Linked DNA regions of Homo sapiens: all the other regions are linked to region 1. The links are chromatin contacts, found by Hi-C or POLR2A ChIA-PET in ENCODE. All regions are on one chromosome and are shown on one strand. Each heading gives the region's core, a stretch centred on a gene start or an enhancer-like site at or near the end of the contact. The rest is flanking DNA. Distances are from core to core; before and after follow the strand shown.

Region 1 (4,995 bases), core at 11-2,510:
GATGTGGGCCAGGGACTGCAGAGAGCCACTGCCTCAGCCCCTGGTGAGCCCTCCCTCCCCCTCCCCCTCCATCTGTGCTCCCTGAGGAAGAAACAGGGCCCCAGCTTTGGGTCTTAAGACTGTCTTCTCGGCTGGGTGTAGTGGCTCACGCCTGTAATCCCAGCACTTTGGGAGGCCAAGGCAGGTGTATCACAAGGTCAGGAGTTTGAGACCAGCCTGACCAACAGGGTGAAACCCTGTCTCTACTAAAAATACAAAAATTAGCCGGGCGTGGTGGTGCATGCCTGTAATCCCAGCTACTCAGGAGGCTGAGGCAGGAGAATTGCTTGAACCCGGGAGGCAGAGATTGCAGTGAGCCGAGATCGCGCCACTGCACTCCAGCCTGGGCAACAGAGCAAGACTCCATCTCAAAAAAAAAAAAAAAAAAAAAAAAGACTGTCTTCTCTCCCTCACTCTCATCCCTGCGGGAATCACCATCTTTCACCTTTCGGCTGCAGAGCTCCAAGAAAATGTAGATGTTGTCAGCGTCCTCAAAGTGGTGCGAAAAACGCACGATGTGGCGGTGCTGCAGGTCTCGGTGCAGCTCAATCTCATTTAGGATCTGCGATGAGGGCGCGGAGTCGTCATCCTTCCATGGTTCCCATGCCACCGTCCCCACCCCACCCCTCGCCCGCTGAGCCTGGACCCACCTTCTCGCGCTGATGCGGCTTGGCGACGCGGCTCTGCGGGATGACTTTGACAGCGTAGGCGCTGCCAGTCTCTGTGTCAGTGGCCTCGTAGCAGCGGGCGAAGCCCCCCTGTGAAGAGGGGGCATCAGGCTGGTTGTTCCAGGGGGGCCGAGTCTGGCCCGCGGGCGTCCCCGCGTTGGGGGTCAAGTGCCCACGCCCTGCTCGGCGCCAGAAAAGAGGCCGGCCGGGACCCCCACCTCCACCATCACCACCCCGCGGACGTCCCTCGGCCCACCTTGCCCAACAAGCGGCCTTTGAGGTAGGTGCGGCCGCTGCGCGGGTCCGTGATGAGGCGCCCGGGGTCTGACGTCGGTAGCCCGGCCAGCATCTCCAGCTCAGGTCCGCGCAAGGCACTCGGAGGCGGCCCGGGCCCGGCCGGGGGAGCGGGCGCGGCGGCCGCACGCTGGAAGGGGCGCGGAGACAGGAAACCGGCGGCAGGCTCCATGCGGCCGGCGCGTCGCAGCGCGGTCCCGGCTTCTCGGTTCCGCCCGGCCCCGGCCGCGCGTGGCGCTGCCTGGATTTGCTACGCTGCGCTGGCGCCCAGGGGAGCCCAGCGTTTTATCAATGAACGCCTGCCCCCTCCCCGGCGTCTGGTCACCGAGAGTCCCGCCCCCTTCCTAGCAGCGAGTCGAGGAGAGGCCACTCCCATTCCCGGCCTTACATCACCCAGAAGCTCCTCCCCCACCCAACGCACTGCCAGACCCCGCCTCCTCGCCGCGCCCCGGGGCGCAGCCCGGCAGCTAGTCACCATGCAGGTGCAACCAGGCCGCAGGGGCCAGCTGATCCCTGTCCGCCTCTCACCCCTCCTTGGCCACTGCGAGTCCCGCTCGTGGGGGCCTCTTTCTTTCCCCATCCTTCGGGATGTGTGCTGAAGTCCGAGTGGGGCCCGGGCATCTGGGGGCGTCTCCCCAGCAACTAGATAGATCAGCGTTCCAGCCAGCAGCGGAGAGGCAGGGGCGGCGCTCGCTTTTGCCCGGGCATGTTACCCGACACTCCCCTTTCAGTGTGCCGGACCGCGTGTGTCCCTCGCCCTCGCCCGGGGCCCGGCCCAGTGCTGCCCTCTTTAGGGCCTGGAAGGAAGGCACAGTCTCGCGCCTGGCTTGCCTGGCCCGAGGGCTGCCTTGCCAGGTTTAGGAGTCAAGCAGAGTCTGGAATTTCAAGGCTTTTACCATGCTCCAGGCCACATCTTCCGCTACCCACTTCTACACTCTTGAGGGGCAAATTTCGGGTTCCTCCGGGGTCCGCAATTCCCTTCCTCTGAAAATACCCCCGGGCCTGGGTCAGCAGCCAGAGGCCAGAAAGTGAATGGGAATTGGATTTTCTTTTTTCTTTCTTTCTTTCTTTTTTTTTTTTTTGAGACAGAGTTTCGCTCTTGTTGCCTAGGCTGGAGTGCAATGGCGCGATCTTGGCTCATCGCAAACTCTGCCTCCCAGGTTCAAGCGATTCTCCTGCCTCAGCCTCCCGAGCAGCTGGGATTACAGGCATGCGCCATCACACCCGGCTAATTTTGTATTTTTTTTTTTTTAAGTAGAGACGGGGTTTCTCCATGTTGGTCAGACTGGTCTGGAACTCCCAACCTCAGGTGATCTACCCGCTTCGGCGTCCCAAAGTGCTGGGATTACAGGCGTGAGCCACCTTGCCTGGCTGGGAATTGCATTTTCTCAAATGCTAGACACGGGCACTTGGGCAGCTAGTCTCTGGACCACGTGGACCCCTAGACCCCTGCGCAATGCCCACCCTTCCCAGGGCCAGAGACAGAGGCCCAGGACCACAGGCCTCCTGGCCTTGTCTCTCACCTCTCTGCCCTCCCTCTGTGCCAGCCAATCAATTACCATGCCATTCCTCAAAGATTTATTGAGAGCATCTGCTAAGTGCTGGACACTATCTCGAATAAAACTAATCAAGCTTGCAGCCCTCATTTAGTTTACATTCTGCTTGATGGAAACAGACAATAGGCAAGCAGATAAACAAGGTAATTGCAGGCTGTGAAAAGTGCTATGAAGGAAGAATAAACAGAAGAGCAAATGAAGAGCCTACTTTAGAAAGAGTAGCCAGGAAAGTCAACAAATATTTGCTGAGTACCCAATTTGTGCCAATTTTACCTCCCAAATAGCTCTGATATCTATCCCCTTGGCTCCATCTTCCCCTCACACCCTGGCCTGGGCCACAGTCTCTCTTGTCAGGATGATTGCCACAGCTCCTTGCTGCTCTCCTGGCCTTTGGTCTCATGCCCATTTCATCCCCTCCATATGCTATTAGAGGGATCCCACCCAATCCCTCATCAGACTCACGAGGGCAAACTTCTCCAACCTTGTCCTTCATGACCACTGAAGGGAGACCCACGATAGCCTCAGATGTGGAGAAATACTAGTAGCCAAAATTACTGAGGGGGAGTTGGGGATAGGGATGGGCAGGAAGACCCTAAGTGCCTGCTCAAGAGTCTGGTCTTTATCCTTATAGGTCAGCAGTCTTCCAGAGGGGAGATGGTGGTGGGGCTAGAAAGGACAAATCCCCAGGGTAAATGGATCTGAGGCATTTAGAGAGTCAAAAAGGCATATTCAATTTTGCACCGTTATTTATTTTGTTTTGTTTTGTTTTGTTTGTTTTTTGAGACAGAGTCTTGCTCTGTTACCCAGGCTGGAGTGCAGTGATGCGATCCTGGCTCACTGCAACCTCTGCCTCCCCGGTTCAAGCGATTCTCCTGCCTTAGCCTCCAGAGTAGCCAGGATTACAGGCTCGTGCCACCACGCCCAGCTAATTTTTGTATTTTTTAGTAGAGACAGGGTTTCACCATATTGGCCAGGCTGGTCTCAAACTCCTGACCTTGTGATCCACCCACCTCGGCCCTCCCAAAGTGCTGGGATTACAGGCATAAGCCACTGTGCCTGGCCCAAAATTCGTGTATATATATATATATATATATATTTTTTTTTTTTTTCTTTTTTTTTGAGACAGAGTCTTAAAAAAAAAAGAATCACTTGATCCCAGGAGGGGGAGGTTGCAGTGAGCTGAGATCGTGGCACTGCATTCCAATCTGGCAACAGAAGGAGACTCCATCTAAAAAATAATAATAATAATAAAATAAATAAATTTTGGGGCCGTGCAGTGGTGGCTCATGACTGTAATCCCTGCACTTTGGGAGGCTGAGACAGGCAGATCGCTTGAGTCCAGGAGTTTGAGACCAGCCTGGGAAGCATAGTGAAACCCCCGTCTCTACCAAAAAAATGCAAAAATTGGGCCAGCCGCAGTGGCTCATGCCTGTAATCCCAGCACTTTGGGAGGCCGAGGCAGGCAGATCACCTGAGGCCAGGAGTTCGAAACCAGCCTGACCAATGTGGTGAAACCCCGTCTCTACTAATAATACAAATATTAGTCTGGCGTGGTGGCACCCACCTGTAATCCCAGCTACTCAGGAGGCTGAGGCAGGAGAATCGCTTGAACCTGGGAGGTGGAGGTTGTAGTGAGCCAATATCGCCCCATTGCACTCCAGCCTGGGTGACAGAGTGAGACTCTATCTCAAAAAAAAAAAAAAAAAAGTTAGCTAGGTGGGCATGGTGGCAGGCGCCTGTAATCCCAGCTACTCTGGAGGCTGAGGCAGGAGAATCGCTTGAACCCAGGAAGCAGAGGTTGCAATAAACCAAAATCACGCCACTGCACTCCAGCCTGAGTATGACAGAGTGAGACTCCATCTGAAAAAAAAAATACAAAATTTATCAGGGCGTGGTGGCTCACGCCTGTAGTCCCAGCTACTCAGGAGGCTGAGGCATGAGAATCACTTGAACCCAGGAGGTGGAGGTTGCACTGAGCTGAGATCACACCACTGCACTCCAGCCTGGGTGACAGAGAGAGATTCTGTCTCCAAAACAAAACAAAACAAAAATTAGCTGGGTGTGGTGGTGCATGCCTGTAATCCCAGCTACTTGGGAGGCTGAGGTGGGAGAATCACTTGAGCCCTGGAGGTCTAGGCTACAGTGAGTCATGATCATGCTGCTGCACTCCAGCCTGGGAGACACAGAGCTTGTCTCAAAAATATATATAGGGCCGGGCGTGGTGACTCATGCCTGTAATCCCAGCACTGGGAGGCCGAGGCCGGCAGATCACCTGAGGTCAGGAATTCGAGACCAACCTGGCCAACATGGTGAAACTCCATCTCTACTAAAATACAAAAATTAGCCGGGCATGATGGCAGGTGCCTGTAATCCCAGCTACTTGGGAGGCTGAGACAGAATTGCTTGGACCCGAGAGACAGTGGTTGCAGTGAGCCGAG
Region 2 (5,030 bases), core at 845-3,344, 770 kb after region 1:
GCCAACATCCCCAATCTCCCTAAACACTCCAAGGAAAATTTTCTCTTCACCCCACGTCCCTGTCCCTAGGTTAGTCCCCAAGCCTTCCTCTTTCTGACGGAGCCTCAGAGGGCTGGCCCCTGAGCACCCATCCTCCTCTCTTCTAACAGCCCAGGCCCCAAGCCCCTAGGCCTGAGGGCATCCTGGAAGTCTGGCTTGCAGCACCCTACACCTGCCTCCCTTCATATGGATTCCCTGAGCCATGAAAACTCTCGGAATCTTCACTGAGTGTTCTTAGCGCTCAGTGCCCTCTTCTAGGCCTGTCCCCACCCCAGCCTACTGCTGGAAGGGAGAAGGAGGGAGGCCTTTTCCCCTTCATACTCTTCCTTGTCCGCCTTCCTCTACTTGGGGGCCTCTTCGACATCCTCCATCTGCCTTCCCTGGGGTGGTATCCCTTTTGATGAGCCCCAGCGAGGAGGCAAGGAGGAAGATCCTAAAAAAAACTTATGGAGGAAGTTACGTCCTGGCAGGAGAGATATAGAGGGCTTGGACCCCATCTGCCCAGTCCCAGGAATTGAGCACACACATAACTACACAGACCTGCTGCAGTGCACACAATCAGTCTTCCACAGATGTACCTACACAAATACACAATCGGGGCTCAGGTGTCTGGGGGCACAGACACAACAGGTTGCCTAGATCCAGGTGTGTGTGCACACAACTCACGCAAGAAACACCTGCACTTGGCTTGTAGGAGACTAAAAATCCCAAACATGCTATACCTACTAGGTTTGGGGACAAAGTAAAAGTGAAAATAATCTCGCTGATAAGACTAAGGTGTCTTCCCAGATCTGATCAGGAGTCCAATGTGAATAGGAGACAACAGAGAGCTGTCTTTGTACTTTGGCTCTGAGGAAGGTTTGTGGAATGGACCGCGTGTGGCCTGAGAGAGCTCGCATTTCAGGGAATGCCTGGGCTTGATGCCTGTTATCTTGTTCAGTGCCTCTGATAAATTAATAAACTGGAATCTCACTCAACAATTGGTTTCACGTGAGTTTGGCATGTGTGCACTCGCTTCTTGGAGGCTGACTGTCCCAAGGAAAAAAATTAAACTGTTTCCTGGCCAGAAAATGGTGAGGACTCAGGGTCCAAAGTAGAAATTGCCTCTGTGGGCTGGGCCCCTTCCCTGAGCAGATGCCCTACTCAGGTTGGGGCAAAAACCAGTTCCTCTGACAGAACTAACTGGCCACTCTCCATGAAAGGTGGTGGCTCTCACAAGGTATGCAAATGTGGGAGGCTCATTCCAAATGCCAGCCACCACTCCCCAGAGGCAGCCTGGAGCAATGGGCTTTATATACACACACATGCATTTCCTTAGCCCCTTCTCTCTGTTTCACAGAGGAGGAAACCGAGGCTCACCATGCTCCTTTTGGCAAAGACTCTTTTTTAGCTGAGATTGTAACCCAGGTCTGTCTCACCATGGAAGGAGGAGGGATCCCAGGTTGGTGTCTGCAGCCCCTGTAACACCACCTCAAAAGTAGAGCTGACCAAGCCGGTGGTCCAGGAGGGAAATTTGAGAAAGGGCTACCCCGAGCCCTCCAGTTCCAAGGAGTAGGACCTAGGCCTTACCCAGCAATGCCCACAGTCTCTAGCGGCTCTGCTCCAAAGGGAATGGAATTTGCTCTGACTTCTCTCTAGGGGAAACGCAGGCGCAGAAGGCCAGGGGCCTGGAGGGCTAACTCCAGCCTCAGCCCCCCATAGTGCCCCAGGCCTTCTGGCTTCATTCCAGCCTAGCCCGAAGGGGCCCACATCTGCTTGCTCAAGGGCCCCAGCTGGAGGGCAGCGAGGCAGGGGCGGAGAAGGGGACTCCTTTGTGGCGCTCACTCCCAGGGGTTCGTGGGGATCAATCATCTGAAAGCTGGAGAGACTTGTAATTTTATTCCCTGGGAGGAGGAGCCTGAGAAGTCGGCACGGGAGGAGGGGATGGGATGGAGAGGGGAGGACGGCCAGGGGAGCCGTTCGGGTAGGGGAGGGACTTGGCTAGATCTCCCAAGCCTTCTCCACTCTTCAAACTTTCACCAAACTCTTAGCCCCCGCCTCCCCGAAACCAAAACACAACAGGCTGTGGAAGAGCTGCGAGCGGCGCGGCGGGGCGGGCGAACTCGGCGCGGCACAGAGCCTCGGGAGGCTGATGCAACTTTCCCTTTAAGAAAGCCACCTGGGCGCACCGCGGTGCGGACCCAGCACGCCTGGGCCGGGGGCTGCAGCATGGTAAGGGGGCTGGGGGAAGGGACGCTGGGGCCCGCGCCTCCGTCTGTCCTGCCGTCGGTCTGAGTGTTCGGCGGCTCCGCGGGGCTGAGCCCCAGGACCAGCGTGTGCGTGTGTGTGTGTGTGTGTGTGTGTGTGTGTGATCGCGCATGTATGCGGGCATCTGTGGGTAAGAGTGTGGGTGCACGCACCGGGATGTCTGTCTCGCCGCAAAGATCGGGGTAGGTGCGCGCGTCTGGGTGTCACCGCTGTCACCAAGGAGCTGAAGCGGGAGGGAGAGGGAAGTGGGGGGAGCTCCTGCGTGGGGTGGCGGGGGGGCGCCAGACGCCGGTTCGATCGGGGGCGGCGGGCGCAGGCTGTGCGGGTAGCGCCGGAGCCAGAGCGTGGCACTGTCCGTCCGAGGAGCCAGTGGTTCTGCGCTCTGGGGGCCTGCAGGGGTCGACAGTCGGCCGTGCCTGCACCCAGCGTGCGGGCTCCCGCTCGCTCCATCGCCTCTCAGCGCCCGCCAGCCTGGCTGCCTATCTGGCCCCTCCAGCCGGCCTGCCTCCCTATCTGCCCTCCCGGTGCCGGTTCCAGTGCCCGTGCGCCCGCGGGACCCGGGAAGCCGCGCGGGAGAGTCCTGGCGCACTCAGCCTCTCTTTGTCCGCGCTCTGGCCGCGGCTTTGGGAAGGGACTGCGAGCGAGCCGGGAGTTCTCTGGGGGTTGCTACCCTGGGAAGAATCCGTGCCCTCCCCACCCCAACCCTCATTACCGGCACACCTAGGGCGGGGCCGGGCGGCCGCAGGTGAGGGCAGGGGCCTAGCAGCCCTGGAGAGCCCACCCCCGGCCGGCGCTCCGCACCCGGCAGCCACTGCAGATCTCGAGCAGGCGGCGGGGCCGGGCCGGGCGGGAGAGTGGGGCTTGCCCGGAGGGCCGGGAGGGGCCGGTGCCGGCCCGGGGGCGGGGCCGTGGGGCGGGGACCTCGGCGCCCCGGTACTTTTCCACCGCAGGGGCCGGGGGCGGGGCCGCCGCCTCCACGCCAGCTTAGGCCCACACGTGGCGGCTGATGTAACGCCCGTGCCCCCACATCTCTCTCCCCGATTAAAGCGGACGCGCCCCACTTCGAGGAACCGGGACGCTGCGGGCGGTGCCGCTGCTCCCAGACCGACCGCGCCCCTGCCCGCCGGCCGGAGGCCTCCGCGCCTCGGGCCGGCGGATACTTAAAGGAGCCGCACCCCCTTTCGGGCCTGCTCTCCGCAAGCCACACCCCCTCGCGGATCACTCTTAAAGGAGACGGGACGCTTGCTCGCTGACAGCTTCCGCACAAAGCGCGGTCTATTTCTCCGCTGAAAGGAGCGTGAGGGTGCGGCCGTTGGGAAATAAAGGCTGCAGGGCGAGGAGTGGGGAAAGAGAAAAACCTGAAAGGTTAAAGACTGCCAAAGTGAGGGAGCATCAGAAGGTTGGAGAGTAGTGGGTGAGGGGACTGGTTCTAGGGACTAATGGGCGACACTGAGCATGCCCAAGTGTTTCCAAGGACCGCAGAGAAAACGCCCCCTTTACTTGGCCTATGCGGCGACTGCGGCTGTACCTGCTCAGTTCCCGGCTCTGGGGACACAGAAGAATCACGCCTCTGCCCTGGTAGAACTCTCCATCTAGTGGGGAGCCAGACTTGGGCACAAGGAAGCATGCCTCAATTGCTACGTGTGGCAAGCGTGGGGGTACAGTAGGAAGGCTGACAGCAACGGGGAGGACCTAGGAAGGCTTCATGAAGATAATAGCATTGGGATAGGTTTTGAGGATGGGTAGGATACATACAGGTGGAAGTGGAGACAAGGGTGCTCAAAAAACATGGAACGGGTGCCGGGGCAAAGGCATGAAGCAGGAGCCCTCTGCAAGTGCTGGGTAGTCTCACGTGGCGGCAGATGGCCGCAGGCTGCTGACCTGGGCTCCCAGGTAGAACTAAGGGCTGTTTCCTGCTCCCACAGCTCCTCCACTTCCTCCAACACAGTGAATGGAAATTATGCTTCTTCCTCTGTCTACTAAACTGTGCGGTCCTTCAAGCTAGGAAAAGAGCCTGTCACCTTTCCATCCCCCGTGAGGACTCCAGGGCTTGGCCAAGATGGACCGTTAAAACTGATTGACCTGACAGTCCTGTCTGATACTCAGCGGTGAGACTGTCAAGGTGGGCCAGGGTTCTGTGGCTGATGTCTCAACATCTGGCTCACAAGCAGCTCAGACCAGCTTGTCCAAGCCAGCCCTCCTGTCCCCGCACCAAACCTGCAGCCTCACCAGCATTCGTCCTCTGGGTCGGGCACCGGTTTCCTCCCACTGCACCAGCAGAAACCAGAGACTCCTTCTTATCCCTCCCCCTACCCAGTCCGATTCATCACCAAGTCTCGCCATGTTGCCTTTTATATTTCTCTGAAATCTGTGCACCTCTCCTCACCCTATTGTCACCTTCCTAACCTGAGCCCCTTCATTTTTGGCCTGGCTCCTTCCTTCCTTCCTTCCTTCTTTCCTTCCTTCCTTTCTTTCTTTCTCTCTCTCTCTTTCTTTTTTCTTTTTCTTTTTCTTTTGACGGAGTTTTGCTCTTGTTGCCCAGGCAATAGTGCAATGGCACAATCTTGACTCACTGCAACCTCTGTCTCCCAAGTTCAAGCAATTCTCATGACTCAGCCTCCTGAGCAGCTGGGATTACAGGTGCCTGCCACCACGCCCAGCTAATTTCGTATTTTTAGTAGAGACAGGGTTTCTCCATGTCGGTCAGGCTGGTCTCGGACTCCTGACCTCAGGTGATCCACCCA
Region 3 (4,562 bases), core at 916-3,415, 830 kb after region 1:
CACGTGGAAGGGAGAGCCTGAAAGGGAGGAGGAAAGAAAATCCATACTCACCCCCTGACTCCGTGCCCCAGGTTTCCAGCTTAGGCAATGCCCCCACTACTCACCAGGCAATAAGTCCGCATAATGTGTGAGGTGGGGAGCCAGGCCTGGAGGTGGCCAGGCAGGGTTGCAGGCAGCTTCCAGCTCACATGGTGCCAGTATAGGCTGGAAGAAGCTACCAGAAAGCTGGGGGGCTAGAGCACCCAGAGGACAGGCTAATAGCACAAAGACATCCACCTCAGGGAAGTTGGCAAGCTTGGCAGGGGTGGGCCGCCCCAGGGCCAACACATAGCTACGCTTGCCAGCAGCCTGAGTCAGGTTCCGCAAGTGGGCCAGTGCCTCACGGTGTTGGGCTACACCCAGTGTGCCTGCCAGCAGCCCTACCACGCGGGCATCTCTGGCCCTCTCTACCAGATATCGTCTTCGTGCCCTTAGCCGTCCAGCCCGGGCACCCTCATCCTGAGTCTTCCCTGTATCTGGACAGCAGGAGGAGAAGGGTTGACCTGGTGCCCACCCCAAGAGCAGCCGACTCAGGTCTGGGTCAAGGTCTGGGTCAGGGCTGGCCTTAGAGCCCCCTACATAGAAGGCACCATACTCTTCTAGACGCCTCCCTGGGGCAAGGGGGAAGCGGCGCCCAAAACGCTCTAGGGGCATAGGCTCTGGACTCAGGGAACCCACTGGTTGGGGAAAAGCTGGGCTGGAGACTAGCAGGTCCAGGTACCGTGGGCGCAGGAGAGTAGCCAAAGCCTCTGGAAGAGAAGGAGGTAGTGTTGAGGTTGGAGCCTGGCAAAGCAGGAGCTCCCTCATCCCCAGGAGACTAAATATGACCCAGTAGGCTGGGGCCAAGCCCATATCAAGAGTTCTATGGATGGTATATGGAAATGGGGAAATTAAGGCATAAAGCAGTTGGCTCACCCTTTGTGCATACACAGGCAAAACCCCTTACCCAGGGCATGGGCACAGGCCGGCTCACTCAGCAGCACCACAGGCGCTTTGGGGTCTGGGTTCTGGGCCTCAAAGGCCTTGACACAGAGCTCCAAGGCCACAGAACGTTGACGAAGCACGAAGGCAACGGGCAGTGGGCGGGCTGGAGGGCTTAAGCAGGCAGGGCCAAAATGTATGAGAGCCTGAGCTCCAGCTTGCTCAGCACCCAGCACATCCACGCAGCAGCTGCAGGGAAGATAGCATCAGAGAAATGGGTTCTCTTCTGGAGGCGAGTTGCTGTCATCACTGGGAAATGTGGTCAGTGAATAAAATGGTTTCATTAAAGGAAGACATTGTCAATGAAAGGAGCTAGCATCAGAAGGGGAGTCATTACCATTATCATCAAGGAGAAACACCACCATTGAAGGCAATCACTGTCATAGACGTAAAACCCCATGAGCCCCGGATCCCCAGGCCTGGCCCACCTAAGGCCAAGTTCACACCTGCCGTAGGCTGTGTCACCCAGAATGAACATCTTTGACCCTGTCGTCTCCTCCAGTCGTGCAGCCACAGCCACAGCATCTCCCAATAGCTGGTCAGGGAACTGCAAGGCAACCTATAAGCATAAACCATGGAGTCAGGGACAGCCTCTCTCCCACTGAGGGCTTCTTTAAAGCAATCTTCCAGGAGCTCCCACTCAACCTTCAAAGCCCCTGGTCCCAGAGGGGCACTCTGCCCCACGTAGTAGGTGGAAGGGAGGGATGGTCAACGCGCTGCGGACAGACTGATTCCCCCACCCTCTCGCCCTCACAAAATCCCCCAAGATCCGGATCCTCTGGGCGACCCATCCCGACAGAGGCGAGCCACCCTTCCCTAAGTCTGTCCTCACTCGTTCACACCCCAGGTCGCGGACAAATCCAGCGACTCGCTCCAGCTCGTACACTCCGTCCAGGTCCGGAAGAGGAGTAAGCAGTCCTGGCACCCCGGTCTCTCGCTGCAGCGCCGCCTCGGCAGGGCTGCTAAACATCGACTCCATGAGGCACAGCTTGGGTGGTGGGATGCAGCGGGGACCTCCCTGGGACAGCTTCGGGGCCTGAGTCCTCTAGAGCAGCCCTCAGGGGGTCAAAATCGCCTTGTGGGGGTAGGGGGAATCACAGTCGGCCTTCAGCCGGTGAGTATCCCCTTCAGCCATCCTAACTACTGTTTCTCCGCTACACGTGGGACTACCGGGGAGGTTACTTCCGGGTTTTAGAGGCGTGGCTGATAGCGATTTTGCCAATCCTAAGTCAGCACAGCTCCCGCCCTCCAATCCCCGCCACCGCCCCGCACAGAGAACCAATGTTCAGCCTGAGTCCCAGGCCAGCCGGAAGTACATCGAGGAAGGCGCGGAGCCTTGTGGGCATTGTAGTTCCCCTGGCCTCCTCTCGGGCGCTGGGAGTCCGGTTCAGCCGACCCGCGGCCATCAGGAACACCGACTTCACTGTTAAGCATTTCACGTGCACTCTATCCTCTGGGCAGTATCACTGCATAATTCTTTCATTCATTCATTTTTTTTTTTTTTTGACAAGGTCTCGCTATGTTGCTTGGACTGGAGTGCAGTGGCGCGATCTCCACAACCTTCACCTCCTGGACTGAAGCCATCCTCCCACCTCTGCCTCTTGAGTAGTTGGGGCTACAGGCGCACCACCACATCCAGCTAATTTTTGTATTTTTTGTAGAGACAGGTTTTTGCCATGTTGCTCAGACTGGTCACAAACTCCTGAACTCAAGCAATCCACTCATCTCGGCCTCCCAAAATGCTGAGAGTACAGACGTGAGCCACCGTGCCCGGCTACACTGCATAATTTTAAACTTGGTGCCGACCGGCTCGGGTTTGAATATTGTGCTTGGTCACTTGCTACTGAGTATCTTAGGAATGTCCCTATGCCCATTTCCTTATCTGAAGAATGGGGAGTTGTGACAATAGTACCTCTTAATAAGATTGTTGTGAGGGTCTAATTAATTTATATACAAAACTTTACAAAGTAGTTCTTTGGATATCGCATGCAGTGAAAGCATTTGCTATTTAATCAGCCAAATACTGAGCACTTACTGTACATTAGGCACTTCATTTTTAGTGTTTACAGTCTTTGGAGTAAGAATTATCCCGAGTGGTACCAAGGACATGACTGGCACATCCTCAAGTCACAGGAGATGCTCTGCACAGCTCCAGCCATCCTCAAACACTGCTGCTTCCCAGCAATACCCCCAGTGCATACCACATAGACCTCTACCCTCCAGCCCCTCACATCCCCTCTACTCCCCATGTTTACTTATATGCAAACACCCCCACATGCAACATCACTTGAAATGCCCTCCTTACATACCTCTGTCAGATACGGAAACTGAGGTTCAAAGAGACTACTTGTGTAATAAGACACTAATTCTGTGGCACAACCAGCATCAAACCCGGATCTATTGAACAGGGAAGGAGTGGGATGAATGTGGGAGTAACGAGTTCCCCATCACCCACAAGGAGATTGAAAGCTCAAGGGTAAAAGTGGGGAGAACTCATTCTGCTCTTCAGATCTTACTGAGGAGAAGCCTGGGGTACCTGAGAGGCAGCCTAGGTGAAACTATAGCTGAGGAGACAGAAAGGGAGGCAACACTGCTAAGGGAGAAAAGCAAGAATAGGTCAGGAGCTGTCCCTGGTGCTGATTGATCCCTGACCATCCTGTGCTGGAGGTCCTGTGTAAGCGGGGAGCAGCGGACATATGGACAACCTTAGGTCCTACTTTCCTCTTTTCTCCTCTGCGGCTGAGATATCTTCTCTCCTTCACCTCCCTGCCACCCACCCACCCCCCAATACACACACACTCAGCCCCTTTCTATAGCCCTCCTCAACCATATGCAAGTTCGATGTTGTATAACTCCACACCAGAAACCCCTCCCGGAAGTCAAAACTCCACTCCATTTCTTCCTTCCTAAACGGACCCAGCCCTACCCCACTTGCAGCCCAAAGTCTCAAGTCCTCTACCTAGAAAGCCTACTATTCCTGTCAAAAACTTTCTCCATGCAGCCTTCCCTCACTTCCTACCATTCTCCATGGTAGCTATGGACTAGATCAACCTTTGTTCAGGGCAGAACGACGCAGGACAGAGCTAGGGGCCTAATATTCGGCGGTGTTGATTAAATAAATGTATGCATACATGCATGTTGGGATTAATTTAATGGGGATGGGGGGGTTGATGACACTACTGCAACCACCCCGCCCCAAGGACAATGACAGTATTCTGAAGGGCTCCAGCCTAGGTGGCTTGGCTACAGTAGTATCTCTTCCAACCTGGGAGCTAGAGGATGTTCCCACCATTCCCTCCCAAGGCCTGGGTCCAAGCATCCTCCCATCCTTCCCCCAGGCCTTCTGGACCCAGGCTTTCAGTTAGGTGGTGGTGACAGCAGAAAGGAGGCAGAGACAGCAGTGAGGGTCCAGGTTTACTCTTTGGGAATAGGGAAGGATGAAGAGAAGGGGTGGATGGGATGGGGGCACCCCTCAGTAGTCAGCTGTGTAATCTGTGCCATGGAGACCCCGGCACAGCAGTGTGAACTCCTTCACCATCTCC

What was found. Hi-C counts contacts between places; a loop is a spot of excess contacts on that map. ChIA-PET counts read pairs that join two places held with the same protein, here RNA polymerase II (POLR2A). Pooled maps may share reads with other maps.
Region 2: a loop to region 1 is called in a map of PC-9, with 5 times the contacts of the local background. The contact joins the promoter of SLC6A9 here to the promoter of PLK3 in region 1. A Hi-C loop is called at or near these places in 1 of 168 maps with a recorded cell type or tissue (PC-9) and 5 of 50 pooled maps. POLR2A ChIA-PET finds 5 or more read pairs at or near these places in 1 of 52 experiments (activated CD4-positive, alpha-beta T cell).
Region 3: a loop to region 1 is called in a pooled map, with 4 times the contacts of the local background. The contact joins the promoter of DPH2 here to the promoter of PLK3 in region 1. A Hi-C loop is called at or near these places in 1 of 37 single-sample maps with no recorded cell type and 9 of 50 pooled maps.

What each region holds. Positions count from the first base shown.
Region 1 is chr1:44,796,642-44,801,636 of GRCh38, reverse strand. PLK3 (polo like kinase 3) reads right to left here and starts at 1,260. Exons shown (of 15, transcript NM_004073.4): 1 at 964-1,260; 2 at 690-797; 3 at 485-601; 4 at 1-15. The coding sequence starts at 1,173. RefSeq lists enhancers at 584-633, 1,404-1,793, 1,844-1,903, 1,588-2,256 and a silencer at 1,024-1,303.
Region 2 is chr1:44,028,526-44,033,555 of GRCh38, reverse strand. SLC6A9 (solute carrier family 6 member 9) reads left to right here and starts at 2,094. Exons shown (of 14, transcript NM_001024845.3): 1 at 2,094-2,250. LOC107984948 (a long non-coding RNA gene) reads right to left here and starts at 3,142. Exons shown (of 2, transcript XR_007066054.1): 1 at 3,007-3,142. It overlaps LOC124904168 (a long non-coding RNA gene), which reads left to right. Exons shown (of 4, transcript XR_007066055.1): 4 at 829-1,013. RefSeq lists silencers at 2,553-2,622, 2,943-3,492 and enhancers at 2,364-2,960, 3,602-4,159, 4,160-4,719.
Region 3 is chr1:43,967,613-43,972,174 of GRCh38, reverse strand. It overlaps DPH2 (diphthamide biosynthesis 2), which reads right to left and starts at 2,165. Exons shown (of 6, transcript NM_001384.5): 1 at 1,853-2,165; 2 at 1,467-1,579; 3 at 986-1,209; 4 at 105-788; 5 at 1-17. The coding sequence starts at 1,999. It overlaps IPO13 (importin 13), which reads right to left. Exons shown (of 20, transcript NM_014652.4): 20 at 4,153-4,562. The coding sequence ends at 4,493. RefSeq lists enhancers at 1-492, 278-822, 823-1,369, 1,855-2,134.